Regions from separate parts of the Homo sapiens genome. Here region 2 is linked to region 1. Evidence: read pairs that join two places in POLR2A ChIA-PET (ENCODE). Cell type or tissue: OCI-LY7. All regions are shown on one strand. Each heading gives the region's core, and the rest is flanking DNA. Links, peaks and the distances in the headings are about the cores only.

Evidence for each region. ChIA-PET counts read pairs that join two places held together with the same protein. Peaks named below come from ENCODE experiments on the same cell type or tissue, not always from the same donor. Only the 100,000 strongest peaks of a DNase experiment are listed, where the experiment ranks them.
Region 2: POLR2A ChIA-PET joins it to region 1 with 5 read pairs; 4 of 35 experiments call an interaction of 5 or more read pairs at or near these places.

The regions. Positions count from the first base shown.
Region 1 is chr5:107,364,039-107,368,436 of GRCh38, reverse strand. No RefSeq gene overlaps it. Among named protein-coding and RNA genes, the nearest start is that of EFNA5, 300 kb to the left of the region's middle. In OCI-LY7, for the core only: no CTCF peak of the experiment used is centred there; a DNase peak (open chromatin) is centred at 2,556.
Region 2 is chr5:107,447,253-107,451,650 of GRCh38, reverse strand. The region is part of intron 1 of EFNA5 (ephrin A5); the gene reads left to right. Among named protein-coding and RNA genes, the nearest start is that of EFNA5, 220 kb to the left of the region's middle. In OCI-LY7, for the core only: no CTCF peak of the experiment used is centred there; DNase peaks (open chromatin) are centred at 1,378 and 2,110; H3K4me3 peaks cover 775 bases; H3K27ac peaks cover 1,591 bases.

The DNA of each region.
Region 1 (4,398 bases), core at 206-4,205:
CAATTCCACTTGGTTGCCGCAGAAGTTTGCTGGGTTCTCTTTCACTCCGAGAAAAAGCTCTCAGCACTGATGGGAGAGTGCACAGTTTAGATAAACTGGATTAGAAGAAGAGAAAGAGATGGATATAATTCTTTCTTAGACACGAAAAACGGCATGGCTGCCTGCTATAATAAGTCCAAGAAAAGGGCCATGCTTATCTCAACTCCAACCTGATGCCAGTAATTATACAGAACATAAGAAGTGAGGACCCTGTTAACCAAAGCAGGGGGTTTATCTGGCCTTTGTAGGCTCCTGGATAAATCCATTAGCATTGCAGCCTCAGGACTCCCCCTCTTGTAGCACAGTGTTTACCCTTATCTTCTGCTTGACACAAAAGCACAATCAAGACAAAGCCAAGGAATGTGTGGCTCTTCTTTGCCACTAAATGCCTTCCCTGTTTTTCTCTTTTAATTATTATTTATATTTTGCATTTGTTTTCAGGTTAAAGTAAAATAAAGTGGAAAGGCTATCCTGCATTTCCTGGGCTCTGGTCTCATTAGCCAGATTTCCTTAAAACTCTGGTACTTCAGAGAAGTTTTGCCAAGTGGCTAAATGAAATGCACACAATTGCAAAGTGTTATGAATATTTATGATGGTTTAATGATGGGATTTTTTGCATCCATGAATAATAAAGATTTTAACAAGAACAGATAATGAGATGGGGACAAAACAGTGAAGTGGGTAATACAAGGACTGCTCTCGGAGGGCGCCCACTGAGAACAGCAGGAGCTGACCACCTCCCCGTCCTCTCCACCACAACTAAGTGCAAAAGGGGGCACAGGGTGTAGGCTCTTTTCTTCCACTCTCTTAATCTATATCATCAGCTAAAATAGGCGTTTATCCACACTTTGTGCCTAAGCTCATGGCCTCCCCTGGAGGTGCAGGAAGCTCAGAGTGATAGACAACACCATTGTAAAGTGACCTTCCACTTCTAACAGCAGTATTTATTTCAGCCTTGGATCTCCAGCAGAAGTAGCTGCTTTGCCTTTTCTGAGCCAACTACTAATTAAAAAACACTTGGTGGAGGAAAAAGTTGCTGGGTCCTCTCTCTGGAAGCTGATGACTATCTCCCAGGCCACCAACTTCAACTTGGGGAGGGCCTTCAACAGAATTTTCTAAAAGGCAAATGTTAAAGTTGCCATCCCCACCAATATTTTATGTATTGAAGACAAGTAATTCCCAGTGTGACTCTGCCGGTCTCTGGCATTTCAGGATGCTCTGTGTGTCCCAGGGCTTGGTCCCCAGCAGCCTGCCCTGGGAGCATTATGCCTCCTTACACACAAAACCTGGCAGTGACTCCAAAGAGAGCCATTGACATAAAGGGGGTTAAGTGGAGGAGTTCTGGGTTAGCTGCCGCCTTTGGCTTGGGTGGTTTACTCATCAAGTGAGGCGAACATTCCCTGACCTCCCAAGATCATTCATTCATTTATTCAGTAAATATTTATGAAGCACCTACTATGTGCCACAAGTGTTCTAAACATTTGTGATACGTACATGAACAAAACAGACAATGGTCTATTCTCAAGAATCTTACACACTGGTAGGTTTCCTGCACAGCAGGTTTTAATGAAATTGGCAGGCAGGGATATCGGACTGTGTGAGAATATTGGTGAGGAATCTAGCGATGGAGAGTAAGTAAAGGGATCATAAGGGCCTTCTGATGCTGGGCATGCTTTCTCTGCACCGAATTTACTCTAAATGAGTTTCCAGATAAGAAGTGTTTTCCCATGAATTTGCATCAATAGATTTAAGACAGAATATATTTAATAAAACGAATAAGTAAGTGGTGGATCATTGGTAAAGTGACCCAGGCAATAAGGACATAGAACTTCCACATTTATCTCGGTAACAGGCTTGCTTTATGTGGTAGATATAAAAAGTCCAGAAAAGTTGCATGGAAATCAAAGGATATTTTTAAAGTCCTTAAAGAATGTGTGAGTGCGTTTGTCTTATATAGAATTACACGGTGAATTCTTTTGTTAAATAATGACGATGTCTTGTTTTATTTCCACTGGGAATTTGAGTTTCCATATACTGCTTTTTATACACAGACATAAATGTCCACTCTTCATTAACTATCCTTGGATTGAAAATCGTTAATAAGCCATAACATTGCCTAATATTTGGTTGACACCTTGTGTTGGGGTGTGCGCATCCATGCTCTTAAATCTACTGATGCAAATTCATGGGAAAACAATTCTCATCTGCAAACTCGTTTAGAGTAAATTAGGTGCAGAGAAAGAATGTCCAATATAAGAAGGCCCTTATGATTCCTTTACTTGCTCTCCATCCCTAGATTCCTCACCAATATTCTCACACAGTGTGACATTCCTGCCTGCCAATTTTATTAAAGCCTGCTGTGCGGGAATTTCCTTTCTCTGCTTTACTAGCTACCAAGACAACCCCGTCAACGTGATTTTTCACACATTTTCTCTTCCTGTGTTCCGCATCTCAGTGAAATTTCATCTCCCTGACTCACTGTTAAGTGTTTCTCATCTGAAATCACACTCACTCGTAATCTCACATAAAGTGCAAAAAGAGGAAGTTACAAAAGGAGAAAGACAGACCAAAGTCCTTCTCCTTCCAATGATTCAGACATTAAGCAAAAGCTACGTGGGAATTGTCCAGTCAACCAAGACTAGCAACTGAGCACCAACATCCACAGAACAGAAGATTAGGCTTGGTGTACCACACTCCGCATGCCACAGTACTTGTCCCTTAAGGGAGCACATACATCTGTCTAGGTATTCAAATCTGAGGAACCGATAATAGGTGTTTCATAGACCAAAAGAGTCATTGCAAACTGGATTCCCACAGGATAGACCCTGCAGTGCCTCCTCAGGCAATTAGAAGCAGAGCTAGAGGAGGGACAGCCAGAAGGAACGGAGGCAGAAGACAGGAATGAAGAGGAAGAAAACTCATAGAACAGAGGCTGAGAAGTGGCTTTGGAAGGAAGTTCCCTGCCCGTGCCACCTTACTGTCAGAAAAACCTCAAAAAAGTCTCTTAGAGGAAATAAGCAGCCTCCTATTGTTTATCACAAAAAGCAAAAAGCTTTAATACCACCCAAAGCTGAGGTCATGTAGGTACATTCTAATTCCAATATTCCCAGCACCTCCAACAATATGTTTATGCACATGTCCAGTAATAGCCACATCATCACAATGTTAGGACTAGGAGCTGGAACCTGAGTCTGACTTGCTTCTGACCAGTGTGTCATGGTTACACTTGGTCAGTTGGAAGTCCTTGCATTGCATCAAGAGCTATGTGTAGCGCTTAGCTATACATGAGTTCTACTATCGAGGACTTGGTATCTAAACTATAGATCAAACACCTATGATGGAGACTGGAGGAAACTGATCAAAATAGGCTGTTTGTGTGGTTATGTGTAGTCAGAAGTCAGGTGGAAGGAAGACTTCCTGGTTTCTTGTTCCTTTTATCTTAATTCACAAAGGAAGCATGGGAAGGGATGCATGGGATGAGAGGGGAAAAAAATACAGGAATTGAAACCCTAAGGCAATCATGACATGTAGAGACACATCAGTGGTCATCTTTGTTGATTATTTCCATCATCAGGCATGCAATTACTTTCTAATGGTGACCATCATAGCATAGAAAGTATTAAGGTCCTGGGAAAAACAAATGTGAACCAAAAACCTATGTAGAAAATACACACACATTTTAAAGGGGAAGTTAATCAATTAACCAAGACAGCACTAAGTAGTACTACAATGGCTAACTGGTTTCAACCTAACTGAGCTGGTGGTTCCTTTGCTCCCAGGCATATTCTTTGAGCTCTTAAGAGATGGGCCAAGGCTTACCAAAAAAAAAAAAAAAAAAAAAAAAAAAAGAAAAAAAAAGAAAAAAAGGCACCTGATGGAATCAGCAGAAATCATATAACACAGGCTCAGAGTGACAAACAGATTGTCCAAATCCCCTGTGGAAGTGTCTGAGTTGTATCTGAACTTGCTGTCTTCTTAAAAATTACATGAAGTGCTGGTTTCTGTTAGCTTCTTGGTATGGTTTGAGAGAGCACTGGCTTTGGAATCAGAGAAACATTGAGTTTAAATCCTGTCTAGGCCATCTATTTACATAAAAATTCCTCCACCTCTTCATCCATAAAGGACTGGTAAGAACGTTTGCCTTAGATGCTCTCATTAGAAGGATTATATGAGATAGACCATATCAAGTAACAAGCACAGTGATTGGCTCAGGGTAAATGCCCAATAATAATTGTCACCAACAAGAACATTTGAAACAATACCTAGGAAATATTTGAACATAGGAAGTCCTTTGGCCTACTTTGCTTTTGGTGCTTGTCTTTTCCTGTTTTCTGTTTCTTATCTTTATTTTTTCTTAAC
Region 2 (4,398 bases), core at 283-4,282, 83 kb before region 1:
TGTTCACTCATTCATTTAGGTTTTCACTTATTCATTCATTCATTCATTCATCTATTCACCATCGTTTTCTCTTTATAGATTATCTGTCTATCTATCTAAATGTATACTGAGATTATTTATTCTCTGCCTCCAAAACAATGAAGTAGTTGATATCTCCAAGTATATTTTTAAAGGACTTTTTTCATTTTGTAAAATTTAGAAATACTGATTGAGTCTATTTGTGGCTCTTAGGAAAAAATTTTTTATTCTAATTTTTGCAGTTAATGACTTGAACAGTCTTGCTTTTTATTTATTTATTTTTGCTTTACACATATGCATAGACAGCTAATACAAACCAACGTAGTTGATTTATCCAGTTGCTCTATGGGCAATTAAACCAAGGGTATTATCTCAGCAGGAATAAGTGGGCAAATTACACATGTGAAGTAAATGGATCTTTGAAGCTTGAGTACATAGGTATTACTGTACAAGAAGCTACGCTGAGATTCCTGTGGAGATCAAAGGGGATTTATTGATGAATATCAGAGAATAGGGAAGTGATGTCATAAACTTTTAATAGTCTAATAAACTATATTTAACGTTTTCCATCTTGGTAAGACCTCCAGCTTTTATGCTATAGAATAGTGTGGTCCTCTAGACATTGCAAAGAAAGCTGTCTGACTTCCCAAGGGATTAACCTTCAGGATCAAATGCCAAGACCACGTAGCTCTCAGTTTCTTGCAGTTGTCTAAAGACGATGAAAAGCCTCCAGAATCATTGCCTTTGTTCTCTTAAGAAATGGGATAAATGATAAAGCACTGTGACTTTTTAATATTACATTTGAATTGCCACACATAAGCATAACTCTCATATCCTCATTGGTTTGAGTGGTTTCTGACTGACCTCAACAATACCATATAATTTTAGAATTCTAAACACCCCCAGCGTCTCTTACAAAACAGAGTCTGGTTCATGTGAAATAATGGATACTTTGTTGGCGTATTTAGTGGATGAACCACATACATCCAGTGCCCTGGCTTTCACCCTTATCCCTCTAATTGCTCAGTGTTTCATGCTTTTATCAATTATAGACAAAATTTTTGGAGCAAAAGTAGAAAAAACATTGGAGTTACTGAGCAATACTTTGAGGCATTAGGCGCTCTTGAATGTTATGTGTGAATTAGTGCTTTGCACATGCTTAAGGACACTAGGAGGAGAAAATATTAGTCGACAAAACTAATTTAGAAAGAAGGGAAGAGAGGGAGCATGGCAGGAGGCATTTCACAATTCCAGTTCTGTGGCTTTACTTAAATCTTGTCACAATGAGGCTGATAGCACCAGTTTTCAAGGAAGTGAAGATTTTGCTGTCATCTAGAGGAGCAAAAAAACTTTGCCTTTGGAATCCTAAACAAACACGTGGAGGTCCCAGGGTGCTTAAAAAGCCATTTTGTTTCAGTGAATCAAAATGACCAAAAAATTTTTGTGTGGCATATCCCGTTCCCTCTCTCACAACTCCCCTCCTTCCTTCTCATGTGGAAGTCGAGGCATATAAATATTTCACGGCTTTCTGCCGTCGTTAATACAAATTTTTTGGCAAAAATAACCCATCGTTTGCAAGGAGATGATTTGCTTCCCCTTTGAGATGTGCAAGTCTATCTGCCATGCAAAACAACAAAAACATTTATGTCAGCATCTCCTTCATCAGAACCAAAAGGGAAAGTTAGAGAAACAAAAGAAATCACCTCCGTCTGCTTAACATATTGTCAACAATTTCAGACCTGGACAAAATCTTAAATTTTCCCTGCACTTAAGGCATCTCATTACCCTTCAAAAGACTTTGGAAGAGGAAAAGTTTACTTCTCCAGAGACAGTAATGCAGATGTTTTCTTTTCTATCATTTTTAGTAGGAAGGAGCAGGTGTAAAACAATTTTGATTAAGTGTACGTTATTTATTTATATTCCTCTGTCAGGAATGTTGGAACTTAGAGAGCTTCTTAAGGACTTTGGATGTGACAATACTCCATGAAACAGTGCAGAAAATACTTGGGGAAAATTATTAAATGGTGACCTCACTGGTTTTTCTCATCATTATACTTGTCATTTCCTGTTGTGCTGCTTTGGCTGTTGGAAGGGTTCAGAGCAGGTGTAGTTGGGGGGGCGGGGAGGGATGATGTGATAAGCTACATCTTCTCTTGTAGCTTTTCATCGATGGTGACATTTCTATTAGTTGTCATCACCTAAAGTGTCCCTAGTTCTGCCACTTACCATCAGGGAAGAGTAGAATCCTTATTTTTTTTTTTTTATGGTTTTAGCCATATTTTTGGCTTCCACCCTTCCATACCAGTCACTAGACAATCATTATGACCTCCTTGTGCCTCTAGGCGTTGGACACTCTGCCAGCTTTAGCCATTTGGTTATAGCTGCTCTTCACTTGTTGAAATTGATGTGATGAATGGAAATCCAGGAGCAGAATTAGCCGTAGTCTCAGTGTTCCACTAAATCGTATCATTTGGCTTCTGAAATAATTCAGTCACCAAATATGTGGTGACTATTTTCTGCATGTTCCATGTGTGAAACTGAAAGTGTTATAGAACCTTTAGGACACCTTATTTTTCATTTATTTATTTAAAAACTGAGGTATAGGGGAAGTATTTAAACCCAGGTCTTTAACCTCACATGCACTACTCTTTCAGACCTTCACCCCCACTCCAACCCACCCCACATTGCCCTTCATGGTGATATGTAAGAGCTGCAAAATAATGAACAAATGTTGGGGATTATTTTTGTTTTTATTTTATTTTATTTATTTATTTATTTATTTATTTATTTATTTATTTATTGTGAGACAGAGTTTCACACTGTCACCCAGGCTGGAGTGCAGTGGCATGATCTCGTCTCACTGCAACCTCCATCTCCCGGGTTCAAGCAATTCTCCTGCCTCAGCCTCTCAAGTAGCTGGGATTACAGGCGCACACCACCACATGCAGCTAATTTTTTGTATTTTTAGTAGAGATGGGGTTTCATCATGTTGGCCAGGCTGGTCTCGAACTCCTGATCTCGTGATCCGCCCGCCTCAGCCTTCCAAAGTGCTGGGATTACGGGTGTGAGCCACTGCGCCCAGCCCTGGGGATTATTTTTAACCTTCCGATGTTCCTCCCTCTGTGTAACTTTTCTCTTGTCCATCTCCTTTTCCTTAAGCCCACAAATGACCTACTTTAGGCTCTTGTCATGTCTATGCAGTCATAAGAAGCTGAAGTGAAGCCTTTATGTGTATTATTTTGTAGCTTTCCACAGTGCCAGTATCTAGCATTCAATAGGGCCTCTACAAATAGTCGTTTAATGGAAGAATAAGTGAATAGTTTACTGGCAGGTGCCAGGGAGTAAGGAATTCTCAGCTGAAGCTGGCAAGGTCTGTGTGTTTGTTTGCCTGGTCTAATGCAGTAGACTCCTTAATGATCTTACTACTTCGAGCTTTCTCTCCATCCAGTCTGTCTTCTCCAGGACTAACAGAGTGATCACTTTAACATACAAATCCAATCATGTTCTGCACCTTCTTAAAAATTTTCCCTTGTTCTTGGCTGGGCGCAGTGGCTCATGCCTATAATCCCAGCACTTTGGGAGGCTGAGGTGGGTGGATCATGAGGTTAGGAGTCAAAAATTAGCCCGGCGTGGTGGCAGGCACCTGTAATCCCAGCTACTCGGGAGGCTGAGGCAGAGAATCGCTTGAACCCGGGAGGCGGAAGTTGCAGTGAGCTGAGATTGTGCCACTGCACTCCAGCCTGGGCAACAGAACCAGACTCCATCTCAGAGGGGGGAAATAAAAAGAAAAAAAAAAATCCCTTGTTCTTAATTGCCTGTCAAACTCCTTTTTCAAAATAAGGTTCTAACCTCCTTTGGTGGTCTCATTTGCTGTCAACACTGTCCTTGCTTTCACATTTCTTTGGGTCTGTACATTTTGCCTTGCCTGAGAAGCCCCCCTCCCCTTCGTCCATCCTGCAAGTGCTGGCTCTTCTGTATGGTCTTTCTGAACTCTTTTGAAGTCTTTTGCTGTTTACTATTTTCTACAGCATTTGGTAGACGTTTCTCTTACATTTATAGCACTTTATTGGAGTGATGTATTTGGATGACTGCCTTCCCCACTAGACTGTCAGTTTCTCCAGGGCAGGACTATGTCTTGGTTCATTTCTGTTTCTCCACCTTTAAGTACAAAGCCTGAGCCACAGGAGGCTATCAATATACTTGTCTTGAATGAATTACTTAATTAACAAGGGAGCCAGGACATAAATATGTGAAAAGTCAATCAAATTAGGAAAGGTTGGAGGGTCAGTCGAATATCATATTGCTCAAATGCGTAATTTTAAAGTTTAAGTTAAAACAGGCCTTCCTGTAGAGAAACATCATTTAGTCTAATGCAGTGTG